Regions from separate parts of the Homo sapiens genome. Here region 1 is linked to region 2. A link is a loop called in an ENCODE intact Hi-C map of the cell type or tissue named here. Cell type or tissue: CD4-positive, alpha-beta T cell. All regions are shown on one strand. Each heading gives the region's core, and the rest is flanking DNA. Links, peaks and the distances in the headings are about the cores only.

Region 1 (9,071 bases), core at 1,049-9,048, 410 kb before region 2:
GCTTGGCCTCAGTCACTGCTCTGTCAATGGGATGATAACTGCCCTTCCCGCAGGCTGCCATGGGGTCTCTGCGTGGCCCCAGCAGGTGCCAGGCTGCTGGTCAGGACCCCTCGTGGGCCTCCCAGGAGGTGGCTCCTCTCAGGTCACAGTTCACAGGTGGAAGGATGGAGCCTGCTGATGATGGCTCTCCAGGCCCTGCTGTCCTGCCCTGGCACTGGGGAACTTGTTCCATGGAGCCCTGCATCCGGCCGGCCACTCCCTTCCCATGCCTGCTTGCTGGCTTAGACATTCTGCACATTTCCCAGAGGGCAGGAGGAGCTAGGCCCCGAGAGCCAGTCCCAGGCCCCTTCCTGGACACATAGGCAGACAGAGGTGGCTAATTTTCTTTTTCTTTTCTTTTCTTTTTTTTTTTTTGAGACGAGTCTCACTCTGTCGCCCAGGCTGGAGTGCAGTGGTGCGATCTCCACTCACTGCAAGCTCCGCCTCCTGGGTTCCCACCATTCTCCTGCCTCAGCCTCCCGAGTAGCTGGGACTACAGGCGCTCACCACCACGCCCGGCTAATTTTTTGTATTTTTAGTAGAGACGGGGTTTCACAATGTTAGCCAGGATGCTCTTGATCTCCTGACCTCGTGATCCGCCCCCGTCAGCCTCCCAAAGTGCTGGGACTACAGGCGTGAGCCACCGCGCCCGGCTAATTTTTTGTATTTTTAGTAGAGACGGGGTTTCACCGTGTTAGCCAGGATGGTCTCGATCTCCTGACCTCATGATCTGCCCCCGTTGGCCTCCCAAAGTGCTGGGATGACAGGCGTGAGCTACCGCGCCCAGCCAGAGGTGGCCCATTTTCAGTAGGAAAACAGCAGCAAAAGTAAAAGTTAGTTTTTCTCTGTGTCTGCAGGTGCACCCCGTGTGGACGCGACACTGCCTTTGCATAGTGCACCCCTCACGGTGTCCCTGGCAGTCCCTTTCCCTGTGGATCCTCCCCTCCACCCACGGTGAAGGAGGAACGGTCCTGCCTCCAAATGGGAAAACTGAGGCTCAGGGAGGAGAAGGGCCGGGTGTGTGTGGAGGTGGCACCAGAAACAGGCCTGATTCCCAGGTCTCTGCCTTAATTACGGTGCTGCCCTGGCTCCGGAATGCTGGGGCCTGGGGTCAGAAGTTGGCCTGGAGGCCGGGTGCGGTGGCTCACGCCTGTAATCCCAGCACTTTGGGAGGCCGAGGTGGGCGGACCACCTGAGGTCGGGAGTTCGAGACCAGCCTGACCAACATGGAGAAACCCCATCTCTACTAAAAAAAAAAAAAATACAAAATTAGCCAGGCGTGGTGGCACATGCCTGTAATCCCAGCTACTAGGGAGGCTGAGGCAGAAGAATCGCTTGAACCCGGGAGGCGGAGGTTGCGGTGAGCCAAGATCGCGCCATTGCTCTCCAGCCTGGGCAACAAGAGCAAAACTCCAGCTAAAAAAAAAAAAAAAAAAAAATTGGCTAGGCATGGTGGCGGGTGCCTGTAGTCCCAGCTACTCGAGAGGCTGAGACAGGAGAATGATGTGAACCAGGGAGGTGGAGCTTGCAGTGAGCCGAGATCACGCCACTGCACTCCAGCCTGGGGGACAGAGCGAGACTTCGTCTTAAAAAAAAAAAAGCCGGGTGTGGTGGCTTATGCGTGGTGGCTCATGCCTGTGATCCTGGCACTTTGGGAGGCCGAGGCGGGCGGATCACGAGGTCAGGAGATCGAGACCATCCTGGCTAACATGGTGAAACTCTGTCACTACTAAAAATACAAAAAATTAGCTGGGCGTGGTGGCGGGCACCTGTAGTCCCAGGTACTTGGGAGGCTGAGGCAGGAGAATGACGTGAACCAGGGAGGCGGAGCTTGCAGTGAGCTGAGATCGTGCCACTGCACTCCAGCCTGGGGGACAGAGCGAGACTCTGTCTCAAAAAAAAAAGAAGTTGGCCTGGAGCCGAGACTGGGGATCCGTCTATGCTGGGGTCAGAGGTCAGCTTGGGCCCAGGTCAGGATACAGGCCCACAGGTCCCGGGTGGGGACAGACCCCAGTCTCTGCCCCAGGTGGGCCTGGTCCTGGAGGCAGAGTGGGCCTTGCTTCTGGTCTCCCCTTCAGCTTCCTTTCTTTGAACCAGTTTGGCTGAGCTGGCCTGGCGCCTGGCCAGCGTGGGAGCCCTTGGTGTGTCCACTGGGATGGAAGTGCCTCTTTTCCTGTCATTTGGCTCAGATTTCAGCCAGCCCCCAGGAGGTGTGGGGAGAGGACTTCTCCGGGTCTCCCTGCTGGGTCAGCCTGTACTCCAGGGAGACTCACGGTGGGACCCAGTACCCAGTGCCCAGGCCCGGCCAGCCCAGCCCCTCTGCCTGTCTTCACCATGTCCTGGAAAGGGGCATGAGGAGCCTCTGGGGAGGGGGGTGGGGAAGGTACCCTGGACCCCCAGGCTCTGACCCAGTGCCTGCCGTGACCACAGGGGTGGGACCTTCAGGATCTGGGCACTTTCTCATAGGTAGGTTCTCCCTCAATGTAAAAATTCTAAAGTCTCATCAAGTAAAATAAATTCAAAAAACAAAATAGTAAAGTGAGTTAAAGTAAAACTGAATGGCACGAAATGGAAAGATGCGCTGGCCCAACACTCCCAGGGTCCCTGTGACAAATGCCGTGACAGTCTCCAGGGCTCCCGGGCAGCTGGGCCTCCCCCTCACGTTGGTGACCTCACTTAAGCCTCTGCAAACCTGGGGCGGGGCTGTTACTGCCTCTGTCTCTCCAAGACGAGAGGATGTCGAGTCATGGCTTAGGAGGCAGTGCCCCAGGAATCCCCTGACAGCTCATGGCCAGGTCCGTGTTCTCCCCACACCCCATAAGTCCCACTCTGAGGCTGGCTATCGTAGCCTTCACCCAAGAGCGGGTTCTATCTGGGGCAGGAGTGGGGGCTGGTGGCTGTAGCTCAGTGTCGGGCTCGCTGCAGGAGAAGGCCCATCCCACGGCCCTGACCTGCCACTCACCCGGACACCCACCTCCCTGGCCTGGAAGGAGGATTTCCTTGTTCTGGGCTTGTTCCCTTCTACACACAATGCATTTGGGGCTGGCCTGGGCCCTGCTTGGCCCAGAAACAGCTGCTCTGGGAAGGAGGAGGGAGGCTCTTCTCCCAGCCCGCACCACAGCATGTCTGAGAACATGTTTACCTGCCTGTGAGGTGAGCCTGAAGGAGGGGCTGGAGAGCAGAGCCAGGGCTGTTGTGCACAGATACCTGCCCAGGCATCCTGAATAGGGGCCCGTGTGAGATTGGGGTGGCTATAGTGTGGCCTCCTGAGTCAACAGCCCCAAATCCAGACCTAGTCTTGTGATCTTGGGCATAATAACGATGACAATGATGGTGGTGACGATGGTGGTTATGATGATGATGGTGACAATGACAATGTTGATAATGGTGATGATGGTGATGATGGTGACAGTGTGTTGGTGGTGATGGTGGTTGTGATGGTGACGATGATGGTGGATATGACGGTGATAGTGAAGATGATGGTGAAGATGATGATGATGGTGATGACAATGGTGGTGACGATGATACTGACAGTGATGATGGTGATAGACAATCATGACAATAATGATAGTGATGATGATGGTGGTGATGATAGTGGTGATGGTGATGATGGTGGTGGTGATGATAGTGATAGTGATGGCGATGGTGGTGATGGTGACAATGATGGTAGTAGCAATGATGATGGTGATGATGGTGAGTGTTAGTATGCTGGGTGCCACACCTTTTTCTGAGCACTGGACAGGCATTGGTTTGTTGAAAGCAGCCAACTGCAGCACGGCTGGGTGGCTCCATGACAGTCGCTTTACTTTACAGCTAGAGGGAGAAGCAGCTAAGGAATTTGTGCCAGGTCACACTGCTAAAGAGGCACAAACCTGGGGTGACACTGGCAGTCAAAGTTATATATAGCAATTGCGGGGCAGAAGCAGGTGTGAGTGTGCTCTCAGGTGGATGCAGGGGCACTCAGAGACCCTGACTGGGATCACCCTGCAAAGGCAGCAACTGCTCTGAGCCGCTGGGGGCTGCTCTAGGATTCTGCAAAAAAGGCTCAGGCCGACGGTGTCTTCGAGTGCTAGGTCCTCCTGCCTCCTCAATCCCTCCTTCACACCTGCCCTCTGGCCCTTTCCCACGAGACCCACTGGAGGCCCAGTAAACAACTTACTGTACAGACAGCGGGTGGAGGGATGGAGGGGAGGGGCTCAGCTCCCTTCAGCCAGCCCCGTCCCTGCTCCAGCACTGCTCTCAGACACCACCTAGTGGCTTCTGGGGACAGTGCTGGTGGCCCCAAGCCTCCTGACAGGTAAGCAGTGCCACCTCCTCTGCAGGCCCCTGGAGGCTCTCCTGATGGAGCGACCCAGACGGCTTCCCTCGGGAGGACACTCCCCTCTCTGTTTTGGGGGTCTGCGATTTTGTACAGAAGGTTTTCTTAAAGAAGTGCTCATCCAGATTTCGTGGGCTCAGGAGATTTAGGTTGCAGAGGTTTCCCTTGAAGAACTCAGCCTTGGAGACCCGGCGCCCAGAGAGCGGACTTCAAGCTTTGTGTGAGTGAGTGCGTCCTAGAGTCTTGCCAAATAGCACCTATAGTCTCTGTAAAATTTTTGAGCTATAATTGATGCAAAATAAAATCCACTTTTTAAAGGATACAATTTGACGTTTTGACTTTTTTTTTTAAGACAGAGTCTTGCTCTGTCGCCCAGGCTGGAGTGCAGTGGCGTGATCTGAGCTCACTGCAAACCTCCGCCTCCCAGGTTCACGCCATTCTCCTGCCTCAGCCTCCTGAGTAGCTGGGACTACAGGAGCCCGCCACCATGCCCGGCTAATTTTTTGTATTTTTAGTAGAGACGGGGTTTCACCATGTTAGCCAGGATGATCTCGATCTCCTGACCTTGTGATCCACCTGCCTTGGCCTCCCAAAGTGCTGGGATTACAGGCATGAGCCACCGCACCTGGCCAATGTTTTGACTTTTATATGCAACTGTGAAACCATTGCCATCATCAAGACAGCATATACCTCCCATCACTCCCCGCGTTTCCTGTGTGTGTCTGTAATCCCATCATCAAGACAGCATATACCTCCCATCACTCCCTGCGTTTCCTGTGTGCGTCTGTAATCCCACTTGCTCACCACCCCACCCCAGGCAACCACCAACATGATTCCTGTCAGTTTTGATTGGTTTGCATTTTCTAGAGTTTATACAAATAAAATCACACAGTATGCTGTCTTTCGAGGGGGACGTACCATTATTTATCCATCTGCCTGTTGGTGTATGTGTGGATTGTTTCCATTTTTGGCTATGACACATAAAGCCTCGATGAACATTTCAGTACCAGTCTCCGAATGGACATATGTTTTCTTTCCTTTTTTTTTTTTTTTTTGAGACGGAGTCTCGCTCTGTCGCCCGGGCTAGAGTGCAGTGGCGAGATCTCGGCTCACTGCAACCTCTGCCCAACGGGTTCAAGTGATTCTCCTGCCTCAGCCTCTCCAGTAGCTGGGATTACAGGCGTGCACCATCAGGCCCAGCTAATTTTTGTATTTTTAGTACAGACAGGGTTTTGCCATGTTGGCCAGGTTGGTCTCCAACTCCTGACCTCAGGTGACCCACCCGCCTTGGCTTCCCAAAGTGCTGGGATTACAGGAGTGAGCCACTGCACCCAGCCTGGATACAGGTCTTTTATCAGATACAGGTTTTGAAAATATTTTCTGCCAGTCTGTGGCTTTCTTTCTTTCCTTCCTTTCTCTCTCTTTTTTTTTCTGGGTCTCCTGTCACCCAGGCTGGAGTTCTGTGGCATGATCATGGCTCATTGTAGCCTCCACCTCCTGGCTCAACTGATCCTCCCACCTCGGCCTCCTGAGCATCTGAGACTACAGACACACACCACTACATCCGGCCAATTTTTAAATTTTTTTGTAGAGGGGTTTCACCATGTTGCCCAGGCTGGCTGGCCTCAGACTCCTGAGGTCAAGCAATTGCCTGCCTCAGCCTCCCACAGTGCTAGGGTTACAGGCATGAGCCATCACTCCTGGCCTCTAATCTGCTTTTTTTGATGTGTCTTTGTCTGATTTGGGTATCAGGATAATACCGGCCTCATAAAATGATTGGAAGCATTCCCTCCTCCTCTATTTTTTGGAATAGTTTCAGTAGGATTGGTATTAGTTCTTTAAAAAATGTTTGGTAGGCCAGGTGTAGTGGCTCACGCCTGTAATCCCAGCACTTTGGGAGGCCAAGGCGGGCAGATCACGAGGTCAGGAGTTAAAGACCAGCCTGGCCAACATGGTGAAACCCCATCTCTACTAAAAATACAAAAATTAGCCAGGCGTGGTAGCAGACCCCTGTAATCCCAGCTACTCTGGAGGCTGAGGCAGGAGAATCGCTTGAACCTGGGAGGTGGAGGTTGCAGTGAGCCAAGACCGCACCACTGCACTCCAGCCTGGGAGACAGAGCAAGACTCCGTCTCAAACAAACAAACAAACAAACAAACAAACAAACAAAAACTAAGAATAGAGCTGCCATAAATAAAGCAATCCCACTGCTGGGCATATACCCAAAAGAAAGGAAATCAGTATATGAAAGAGATACCTGGCCGGGTGTGGTGGCTCATGCCTGTAGTCCCAGCTACTGAGGAGGCTGAGGCAGGAGAATCACTTGAACTCTGGGGGCAGAAGTTGCAGTGAGCCGAGATCGCACCACTGCACTCCAGCCTGGGTGACAGAGCGAGACTTTGTCTCAAAAAAAAAAGAAAGAAAGGAAGAGATACATGTGCTACGATGTTTATCACAGCACTATTATTTGTGGGAGCTAAAAATTAAAACAATTGAATTTGTGGAGACAGACAGTAGAAAGATGGTTACCAGAGGCTGGGAAGGGTAGAACAGTGGGAGGAGGGGGGCAAATGGGGATGGTTAATGGGTATAAAAAGACAGAAAGAATAAGACCTAGTGTTTGATAGCACAACAGGGTGTCTACAGTCAATAATGATTTAATTGCACATTTTAAAATGACTAAAAGAGTATAGTATTGGATTATTTGTAACGCAAAGGATAAATGCTTGAGGTGATGGATGCTCCATATACCCCATGTGATTACTACGCACTGCATGCCGGTATGAAAATATCTCATGTGCCCCATAAATGTACACACCCACTATGTACCCAAAAAATTAAACATAAAAAAACTTTTTTTTTTTGAGACGCAGTCTTGCTCTGTCGCCCAGGCTGGAGTGCAGTGGCGGGATCTCAGCTCACTACAAGCTCCGCCTCCCGGGTTCACGCCATTCTCCTGCCTCAGCCTTCCGAGTAGCTGGGACTACAGGCGCCTGCCACCACGCCCAGCTAATTTTTTGTATTTTTAGTAGAGATGGGGTTTCACCATGTTGGCCAGACGGGTCTCGAACTCCTGACCTCAGGTGATCCACCCACCTCCGCCCAAAGCGCTGGGATTACAGGCCTGAGCCACCGCACCTGGCCACTGAGTCTTAAGTTTTCTGAGGCTAGTTCTACATCCTAGGATCATGTCCCCCGCCCAGAGAAGACCCCAACATAGGCCGCGCTGCTCCCTCCGTCTACCGGTTTGGAGCTTCTCCTGGCAACAGGGTTCAGGCTACTAACAAGGCCTTCCTCAAGACCCCACCCATAACCAACGACCATACTTCGTGGGTCCATCTTTGTAACATCTTTACTTCCTTGGAGCAAATTCCCAGGAATGGGTTTTCGGGGTCCAAGGGTATGCACCTCTAGCACTACGACAAACGCGGCCAACACGCTTCAGGGAAACGGTGCCCCAGTTTGCATTCTGCTTCCCCTGCCCTGCCCTGGGGGTCTGACTGGTGAAACATGGGATGGCAGAGTGGTCGGGTGTTTCAGATTCCACGGTGGGCCGGGGTCTTTTCCTACCCTCGGGAGCCGTCTGAATTTCTCCTCTGCCGAGTTCCTGCGGGTGTCCTTCGCCCACCGGCCCGGGGGAGTGAGTAGCAGGCACCAGGTGAGCAGGCCTCCGCTCGCAGCGGCTACGTGCACGGGCAGGAGCACCGCCCCACGCCCCAGGTGGCCGCAGGGTGAGGGGACCGGAGGGCGGGAGGCGCACAATGGGGGGCACGCCCGTATCTCTAGCCCGGCCGGCAGCGGGCAGCGAGGCTCAGTCCTCGCCCCTTCTCCCAGCTGCTATTCGGGGCTCCCGAGGCGCTCAGAGGGGTCGACTGCGTCCGTGGGGCACAACCCAGGGGCCAGGCTAAGACGCCACACACGGCAACGACCCTCAACGACAACGACCCCCACGACGCCCCGCGCCCCAGGGCCAGCAGGCTGGGGTCCGAGAACCTCCTTGCCGGAAGCGGAAGTGCGTCACGGCGACGGCCGGCAAGCACGCACCGCGCAGACTCGCTGTGGTGGCGTGACCCGGAAGCGCTCGCCGAGGCCCCTCCTTGCCCGCCGATATCTCTGCCGGGTGACTAGCTGCTTCCTTTCTCTCTCGCGCGCGGTGTGGTGGCAGCAGGTGTGGCGCGCGGCGCGGGCTTCGGGCTCAGGGCTGGGGCTGGGGCGGGAGTGGGGGCTTGGACGCGGGGGACGGGGTGCGGGGTGCTGGGTGCGGCTGGGGCCGTGACCCTAGGGGCCGGTTTGCGCCGGGAGCCGGGGCACGGTTCCGGCCGTACTCACGGCGCCGCGCGGTGACTCCCCAGGCGCAGCCCAGCCTCGAAATGCAGAACGACGCCGGCGAGTTCGTGGACCTGTACGTGCCGCGGAAATGGTAAGCGCCCCCCACATGCCTCTCTTCCGTCCTTACCTAACCACCACGTCCCCTCGCCTGCCCTTGTTCCCCCACACCCCTCCCGTCCTTACCTCGTCACGTCCCTAACTTGTCCTGCCCCCGACGTTACTCTTTTCCATTCATATACCCCCAACCTCCCTCGTCCCCTCTTTCATTCTTACCGCCCAAGTCCCCTCTGCTCACTGCGCCCTTTCTCCACAGCTCCGCTAGCAATCGCATCATCGGTGCCAAGGACCACGCATCCATCCAGATGAACGTGGCCGAGGTGAGCTG
Region 2 (8,711 bases), core at 712-8,711:
ACTCTCAGCTTTCACCTTTTCTCCATGTCCTTGCGTCCCCGTGGCCTCCTCCTTCCCAGCTGCTGTGGCTCAGGTGCTTCAGGTGCACTGAGCACCCCAGGTCTTGGCAGACACGTTGTCCTCACATGAGAAGATGTGGGCTGCAATTGAGGTTCTTGGTTCCTTGTGAACTTTGTCTTCAAGCATCCAGCGTCATTGATCCAAGCAGCTGTCACTCTGGCTCTGAGTCCTATGGGCACTCAGTTCCTCTCCAGAAGCTCTCAGGCCTTCCCTCCTTCCCTCCAGATTCTGAAATGTTGCCAGAAGGGGAAGCAACACCCTTTGCCTCAAGCCCGCTTGGTACTCGGGAGCCTGGCTCACATCTCTCTGTTCCCTTCCATGTTGTCCTCATGGAGCTGCAGTTGACACCCACTGGGTTGGCCCTTGAAACCCTAGCATCTCCCTCCTAACAGTCAACAGAAAACGCATCCAAAGCCCAGGTGCTGCAGAGCCCAGGTTAGGGGACATGCTGGGGCAGAGGGACTTACTTCAGAAGGACTTTTCTTGCCTATGAAAAGAATTGCTCCTTTTACAAAGAGGACATTGGCTGTTTTCTGTGTTGACCCAAAGAATAATTTCCCTTTGTTGCACAAAAAAAAAAAAGCAGAGCTGGACTTTAGAAGCTGAATGAATGGGGAAAGTTTCCATCTTTTTAAAAAATAAATTCTGCCCCTTGTGAACCCACAGGAACCCGACTGGAGAGCTGAAACCTCTGGGAAGCCAGGCCAGCCTCCGTGGCATTTTTCAAGTGTAATGTCTCCATCCTGGGTGTTTTTAAAGTCGTGATTGTCCCAGGGTTTTGAGGGATCCGCGGAGATGAGAATAGCGGTGTGAAATGATGCGTGACACTCACCACAGACGGCCATGTCAGAGCCTTGTCTGGAACATGCAAGCAGAGGCTGGCTTCATGGACCACAGATGGCCGTGTCAGAGCCTTATCTGGAACATGCAAGCAGAGGCTGGCTCCATGGGCAGAGGCGCTGCTGGCGCCAGGCTCCCCGTCAGCCTGGGCAGGAAGCTCCACGGCCAACATCAGTGAGACTCCAGCCTCTTGGGATCAAGGGCCCAGGCCGGCTAGGAACCTGAGAAGCCTTGTCCTTGCTGCCGGACGTCATCGCCTCTGAGAGCTGGTCTCTTGCTCTAGGCAGGGTCCCTGGGGTGACCCCCCAGCCTGCACCCCAACTGTCTACCACCCTCAGCTATCTGACACCTCTCCTGAAGAAGATGATTCCTGCCATGCCTGCAGAAAACTCCCAGGGGGCCACGGGAAGGGGAGCAAGATGGACAAGACTGGCCCTTCCCAGGCAGGAGAAAGGACAGCTGCCCCTCAAACCCACCATTCAGGGAAGGTGAGGCCAGGTGATGGGCCCTGGGGTAGCGCGGGCTCAGCACATGCCTGGTTCCGCCTGGTTCCTCCACCTGATGTAGGAAACACATTACCCAGTGCTCCTGCGCCTCAGTTTCCCCATCTGCAATGGAGGTAGCAGTGGCTCTACCGGGAGGTTACTATGATGCATAAGTGATGTTGCGCCGTGAAGAGCTGGCACAGCACGGGCAGAGAGTGACCAGGAACACGCTCCCACATCCCGACAGCTTGGTCCTTGTTGTCTGGGCTCCGGCTGAACAGGTCAGGACGAAGGTGCGGCCCCTTGGCTCTCGAAGTCACCATTTGCCGGCTGGACAAAGGTCCTTCCAGCTCAGCCTGTTTTTTTGTTTGTTTGTTTGTTTTAGACAAGGTCTCACTCATGTTGCCTAGGCTGGAGTGCAGCGGTACAATCACAGCTCACTGCAGCCTCGACTTCCCAGGGTCAAGCCATCCTCCCTTCTCAGCTTCCTGAGTAGCTGTGACTACAAGTGTGTGCCACCACACTCAGGAAATTTTTTTTTTTTTTTTTTGGTAGAGATGGAGGGCTCCCTAGGTTGTCCAGGCTGACATCAAACTGCTGGACTCAAGCAGTCTTCCCACCTCGGGCTTCCAGAGTGCTGGGATTACTGTCCCTGGCTGAGCTTGGTTCTTGGTGACAATGGGGCGGTGACTGAGAACTCAAAGGACCACACACCCCATGGCAGGCAGGAAACATGAGGCTCCTCTCCCCCAGCAGATTGGAAAAAGACAATGAGAAGCAGCTCAGCCCGCACCCCCCAGCCCATGTGAGCCAACTTAAAAACAGCTCGAGTGGCAATTGCGTGGCCTCTCCCACTGTGGTGCTCGCACCCACCAGCCCTGGAGAAGTGCTGGGCCCCGCCCCAAAGCGTCTGATGCCGCAGAGCTGTGTGTTGGGTGTGCTGCCCATGTGCACGTGTACACGAGTGTGTGTGTGTATATATGTGTCATACACATGCATGTGTGTGCACCTGGGTGTGCATGTGTGTGTCCATGTACGTGTGTTGTGTACATGTGTGCACGTGTGTGTGCATGTGTCGTACCTGTGTTGTACATGTGTTGTACCATGGCAGGCAGTACAGGTGTGTGTGTATATGTATACACACATGTGCACATGTGGGAAGAATACCTATTTCTGACAAGTCTCCGGGTGAGGCTGAGTCTGCCGTTGCAGGGCCCGCATTCTGAGCACCCTGGGTCTATCAGAACTCAAGCCCTCCTCCTCCTCCTACTGTCCCATCCCACAGAGGATAAGAGGTGTGCATGTGGACGGGGGTTCCAGGACAGCATGGCTTCTCACAGCAGAAACACGCAGCAGAATCTGTCCATCAAGGCAGGCGTGGTGAAATCAGTTAGGCACCCTTACCTAGGAATCCTCTGCGCCCACAAAAGCAGTACCTGGAGAGCCAGGTCCTGGGTCTCCCCTGGGCTATCATGGCCTGCCTCTCTCCCTCCCTCTACAGACCCTAAGGAGCACCCGGCAGGGAGAGCACCGCCCACCCTGCCCCTCAGTCATGCAGCTCACATCGGGCAGAGGTGACGCTGTGGACCTGGGTGGGCCCCACGTTTCAAGTCAAATCAAGCTGCTGACCAGGAGGTAATTCAGGCAAAAGGAGCAGAATCATCAGATAAAAGGTAGGATGCCCAGTTATATTTGAATTTCAGATAATTCAAATTTGATTCAAATTTGATAATTAAAATGTGAATGATTTTATAGTATAAGTATGTCCCGAATATATACATGGATTATATTACATTATGCTATGTTATATCATATTATTTTATTAGGAAGGTGGTGACCACTGCTAACCAGAAGGTGCCTGTCTCCCAGCCTCATGGGAACACGTGGTTCTTGGTCATGAGAGCTGGGTACAGTGGAAGGGATGTTTAGAAGGCTTTGGTCAAACATATATATATATATATATATATATATATATATATATATATTTGGGGCATACTTACACTACAAAATTATTCAATGTTTTTCTGAAATTCAAATTTACCTGGGCATCCTGTATTTTTATGTTAAATCTGGCAACCCCTGAAAAGAGCCAAAACCCCCTCAGGCGGTCGAGAGTGCGGCAGCCAAGCCAGCACGCTGCAGCTCCCTCCTTCTCGGGGCCGTGGCCTGGCCCTGCAGGGGACATCGTGGGAACAATAATTGTCCAAGTCTAGTGCTGGGGGCATCATGGGCGCTGCCCCAGAGCCACAACCAGCCCGCCTTTCAGTCAGCATGGTGAGTCTTCCGATGCCCCATGTGAAGAATTGAACTTCTTTTCTGAAAGCTGAGAGTGGCCCCCTCGTGGTGGGCAGGTTCCCAGGGAACGGAAACGCCTTCCCTTGGTTCCCTCCAGCAGAGTTCAGACAGGAGCCAAGATCTGGGTCCAAACAGTGGGTGGAAAACGCCCCCTAGAGGTGTGATGTGTTGGCTGCAAGCCTGGTGGCTGGGCCTGGGGACACCCTCACCAGGTTGCCTTCAATGGGGGGTTCCCCTGAAGCCCAACTTTTAATTTTCTGCAACCACAGGCTACTTTGGTCAGAAGGGAAATAATTAGATCAGAACCTTAATAGCGTTAATTTCCCCCAAATAGGAAGAAAGCAAAGGGAGGGGACATGAGAGCTGTTAATTAGGTGACGACCTCTCCTACCTGCTGTGTTGGAAAAGCGGCTCTATGGAAGACATAGCATCCAGGGCAGGAAGAGGCAGGCTCGGTGGTGTTGGGTTGGAAAGCCCCCGCCTCGTCCGGCGGCCATGCAGTCCCCAGCACCTCTGAGTCCACTCAGCCCAGGGAAGAGGACAACAGAGCTGTGCTCAGTGTCCAGCTGTCTGGATGAGGCCCAGGGAGATGGCCTGTGGTGGAGCAGGAGGACCTGGGGAAACAAAACCCACAGTGGCTGCCCAGCTGCAAAGGCTGCGTTCTTTCTACAGTGTCTGGGGTCTCAGGTATGAGTGGCAGAGGGAGCAGTCCCATCAGCCATGTCAGCCTCGTTGCAATGGAATTCCACTTCTGTCCCAGACACTCAGCCAGACAGGAGGAAACTGTGACCACAGGCATGTGGACACGCAAGGGTATGTTTGAGCAAAGCCTTCTAAACATCCCTTCCATTGCACCCGACTCTCATGACCAAGAACCAGGTGTCCCCATGGGGCTGGGAGATGGGCACCCTCTGGTTAGCAGTGGTCACCCCCTTCCAGAGATGACATCAGCTCCCCAGGCAAGAAACTCCACTTAGAACCCAGAGCCGATCTGAGGAATGATTCATGCAGCTAGACTTATACAAGACTGATCTATAAGCTGGAAGGCTTGTATGTTCACTGACCATGGGAAAGCCTTTCCAGGGCCTGAGCGTTTCCCACTTGGGATCCAAGTCCTCTGTTCCTGGGATCAAGATATTTGGGAAGCCACATCCATCTTTTGAAGGAAATTTGAGCAACAGGGATCAAAGAGTGAGGATCATTCATTCCATCCCCGTAAGGGAGGGAATGGGTCAGTAGGTTGTGTAGCCAGTCCACAAATGGTCACTGTCCACCTGCTGTGTGTTGGCCTTGCCTGAGAGGTGGGGGACAGTGGTGCCACGCCATTCCCAGCCCTGGCCCCCTGGAGCCAGCTGATAGCCTGGCAGGGGAGGCACACGTTGAACAAATTATCATCCGTGATTCACAATGACAAGTGTGCAAAGTGTATCCCACAAAGCACTTATTGAGTGAGAAACACAGGTGTGTGGCCACAGAGACCAAATGGGACCCTCACAGCTGGGGCGGTGACCTTGGAGCTGAGAGTGAAGGCTGCGCAGGAGAGAGACAGGCAAAGGGGTGGGGGCAGGCATTTGCACCCCAGGGGGCTGCAGGGTGATTTGCAAGGGGAGCCCAGGTGAGGGTCCACAGGGACTAGAGCAGGCCAAGAAGGGAGGTTGGTCAGGGGTCGGCTGGAGCCAGGCTTCTGAGGGTTGATTCCCGGCTCTGCCCTCAACCCAGGCAGTTCCCCACTCTACTCATCTCTGACTCCTCCCCTCAAAGCAGGCGTGACAGCGGCACCTGCCTCAGAAAGGAGGGGGCGTGTGGGGAAAGCAGGTATTTCATGACGACCGCCCAGCATAGAGCCCTGGAGACAGTACCCCTGCCCAGGTTCCCACTGGAGCAGGCAGACAGCCCCGGCTGGGATGAGCCAAGCGTGTGTCTCCATGTGGACCCGGCCCAATGTGGGGCTCAGCACCCTCGGGTCTCCTGGTCCGGGCTCCTGTCTCACGCTTTTATGCCATCTTTTCTCAATAGGCACAGGGGACCCCCAAGGGAGGAGGCGCTCCAGACTGAAGGAGGAGAGTACCTGGCAGGGACGGGTGGAGAGGCGCAGGGACCCCAAGGTGTCCAGGGAACAGTAAGGAGATGAGTAACGGTGAGGGTCCCGTCTCCCGAGCGTATCTGTGCTAAGGGGCTGTGGGCTGGGCTTCATTCCTCTTTAGAGCAAGGCTGAGGCCAGGGCCACCTAGGGGCCAGGGTAGAAGACGTACCACGTGACAGCAGTGGCCTAGACCCCTCACGAAGTCTCACTGGGCCATATCTCCACCAGGGCATGGCAGGGACCGGTATCACCAGCGGCCCCCTGCACAGATGGGGAAGCTGAGGCCCAGGTCCCAGTCAGCCAAGCCAGCTCTTGGACCACTCAGCGGTCCCAGCAGGTGAGGCTGACCAGAGCCTGCCTGGGCTAAGAGGCTGCGTTCACCAGTGCCAGCTGTGGTTGGTCACCAGGATGCCTGAGCGCGCTGGCACAGGCCCAGGGCACCCTGCAGAGCAACCAACCCTCACCGAGATCCCCAGGGAAGGGGCTGTTGTTGGCCCATTGTACGGAGGAGGGCACTGAACCCTCAAGAGGCTCAGGGCCTCGCCCGGTCACACAGCTGGAAGGCGCCAGAGCCAGGAAAGGGACCCGGAAGCCCGACCCGGAGCCTACACCCGCAGAGGCGAAAACATCTGCGTAGCGGCTCCCTGGCCAGTGGGCCGTGGTGGGCGTGGCCGAGAGGGAATGGGGCGGAGAGAAGCCCGTGAGGGCAGGGCGGAGGCGGAGGCGGAGGCAGAGGCGGAGCGGGCGGAGCCGGAGGCCGCGGCGGCCTTGATTGGAGGCCGCCTTAAGCTCGTCATGGATGCGTTTTGACCTGGCGGCCCCGCCCCTGACCCGCCCCCGAGCCGCCCTCCCGAGCGCTTCCCCGCCCGGCCCCAGCCTAGGCCCCGCCCTGATCTCGCCCCCTCTTCACCGTCCGGCCCCGGCCCCGCCCCGCGGTGGGGCCTCCGCAGCGACCCGCGGTTAACGCTTCCCCAGAGCTTGGGCTGCGCGGCGGCCGGGAGTCGGAGGCAGGCGGTCAAGGCCGGCAGGGCCGGACCCCCTACTTGCCCTTTCTCCCAGCAGGCGCTGGACTCTGGGGGCGGGCGTGAGCCCCTCCGTCCCGCACCCAGACCCGGGCAGCGAGCCCTATGCCTGCAGTAATTGTGGGGTTTCTGGTTTTGTTTTTTCCTTAACATCTTTATTGAGACCGTTAAGTTCACCCGCTTAAAGCGCACGATTCGGTGGGGTTTTGTTGCGAGCAACCGTGGCCACTATCTAATTCCAGAGCATTTCACCTCCTTAAAATGAAGCTGGGCCCGGCCGGGCGCGGTGGCTCAAGCCTGTAATCCCAGCACTTTGAGAGGCCGAGGAGGAAGGATCACCTGAGGTCAAGAGTTCGAGACCAGCCTGGCCAACATAGTGAAACCGCGTCTCTACTAAAAATACAAAAATTAGCCGGCCGTGGTGAGCGCCTGTAGTCCCAGCTACCCGGGAGTCTGAGGCAGTAGAATCGCTTGAACCCAAGAGGCAGAGGTTGCAGTGAGGCGAGATCGTGCCATTGCACCCCAGCCCGGGCAACAGAGCGAGACTCTGCCTCAAAAACAAACAAAAAAGAAGCCGGTCCCCATCCGCAGTGACTCGCGTTTCCCTCCCCCTCCCCCGTCCCCGGCAACCGTGCATCTACTTTCTATTCCTATGGAGTTGCCAGTTCTGGCTCTTCCTGTGAATGGATTCCCATGCTGTGTATTTTCGTGTCTGAATTCTCTGACTTTCGTCTCAGCCCGCACCCACGCTGCCGCAGTCCGCGCTCGCTGCTTTTAGGCTGAACGCGGCTGCGCCGTGCGGGTGCCCGCGCTCCGGGCGCCCCTCGCAGGTTCAGCCCCGGGTTGGGGGCGGCGCTTGCCTCGCGGCTGCGGGTCCCAGCCTGAACCTGTGTCTTGTTCCACTGCCGCGGGCGCCCGCCACGGAGCTGCTGCTTCCTAGGGAGACGGTTCCATCGTTGAAGGAACGGCCAGACTGTCTTTCGCAGCAGCGGCCCATCTGACCGCACAGCACGACCGCACGAGGGTCCCGAGCCCTGACCCTCGCAGCACTCGTCACCCCGGCCGCGTGGTTGTGGCGGTCTCGGCGGGGCAGGGGGTCCCCACGCGGGCTGATTCTAGTTTCGCGTGACCGATGGTGCTCATTAGCCATATCTGTACATCTTTTTTTTTTTTTCGAGTCGGAGTTTCGCTCTTGTTGCCCAGGCTGGATTGCAATGGCGCGATCTCGGCTCACTGCCTCCCGGGTTCAAGCGATTCTCCTGCCTCAGCCTCCCGAGTAACTGGGATTACAGGCGCCCGCCACTACGCCCGGCTACTTTTTTTGTATTTTTAGTAGAGACGGGGTTATACGATGTTGGCCAGGCTTGTCTCGAACTCCTGACCTCAGGTGATCCGCCCGCCTCGGCCCCCCAAAGTGCTGGGATTACAGGCGTGAGCCACCGCGCCCGGCCCATCTGTACATCTTCTTTGGAAAAATGTGTATCCAAATCCTTAGCCGTTTTATAGTTAGATTGTCTTTTTATTATCGAGTTATAAGAATTATTTATACCTTCTACAAGGAAGTTCATTATCAGATATAGGATTTGCAAATATTTTCTCTCATCTGTGGGTCGTCTTTTCACTTTTCTGATGGTTTCCTTTGAAGCACAGACTTTTTTGTTTGGGTGCAGTGTATTTCTTACTGTGCTTTAAAGAGGAACACGTTTTAAGAACCCCCGCGCGGGGCGGAGCAGGGCGGAGTCCCCGGCGGGAAGGGACCCGAGACCTCGGCTGCGCCTGCGCCGACGCCGGCGCGTGAGCCCGAGCGCGTACCCGGCGGAGCGCGCGCCCGCCCCCGAGTGCGCCTGCGCGGAGCTCGTGGCCGCGCCTGCTCCCGCCGGGGGCTCCTTGCTCGGCCGGGCCGCGGCCATGGGAGAGGCCGAGGTG

The links. Peaks named below come from ENCODE experiments on the same cell type or tissue, not always from the same donor. Only the 100,000 strongest peaks of a DNase experiment are listed, where the experiment ranks them.
Region 1: it touches region 2 in a loop (4-fold over the local background); 14 of 110 quality-filtered maps call a loop at or near these places.

What each region holds. Positions count from the first base shown.
Region 1 is chr20:62,378,612-62,387,682 of GRCh38, forward strand. RPS21 (ribosomal protein S21) reads left to right here and starts at 8,492. Exons shown (of 6, transcript NM_001024.4): 1 at 8,492-8,525; 2 at 8,710-8,777; 3 at 9,000-9,063. The coding sequence starts at 8,728. RPS21-DT (RPS21 divergent transcript) reads right to left here and starts at 8,378. Exons shown (of 1, transcript NR_186459.1): 1 at 7,692-8,378. It overlaps LOC105372708 (a long non-coding RNA gene), which reads right to left and starts at 216. Exons shown (of 2, transcript XR_936966.4): 1 at 1-216. RefSeq lists enhancers at 2,673-3,353, 4,406-4,585, 7,630-7,679, 7,958-8,649, 8,650-9,071 and silencers at 8,030-8,149, 8,580-8,769. In CD4-positive, alpha-beta T cell, for the core only: a CTCF peak has its summit at 4,278 (motif pointing left); DNase peaks (open chromatin) are centred at 2,779, 4,280 and 8,440; H3K4me3 peaks cover 1,911 bases; H3K27ac peaks cover 939 bases.
Region 2 is chr20:62,787,831-62,796,541 of GRCh38, forward strand. It overlaps MRGBP (MRG domain binding protein), which reads left to right and starts at 8,643. Exons shown (of 5, transcript NM_018270.6): 1 at 8,643-8,711. The coding sequence starts at 8,694. It overlaps LOC105372716 (a long non-coding RNA gene), which reads right to left and starts at 6,451. Exons shown (of 4, transcript XR_936986.3): 1 at 5,749-6,451; 2 at 4,072-4,294. RefSeq lists enhancers at 5,268-5,962, 6,199-6,268, 7,240-7,786 and silencers at 6,359-6,948, 8,410-8,711. In CD4-positive, alpha-beta T cell, for the core only: CTCF peaks have their summits at 3,825 (motif pointing left) and 4,029; DNase peaks (open chromatin) are centred at 3,801, 6,541, 7,501, 8,541 and 2 weaker places; H3K4me3 peaks cover 2,653 bases; H3K27ac peaks cover 2,100 bases.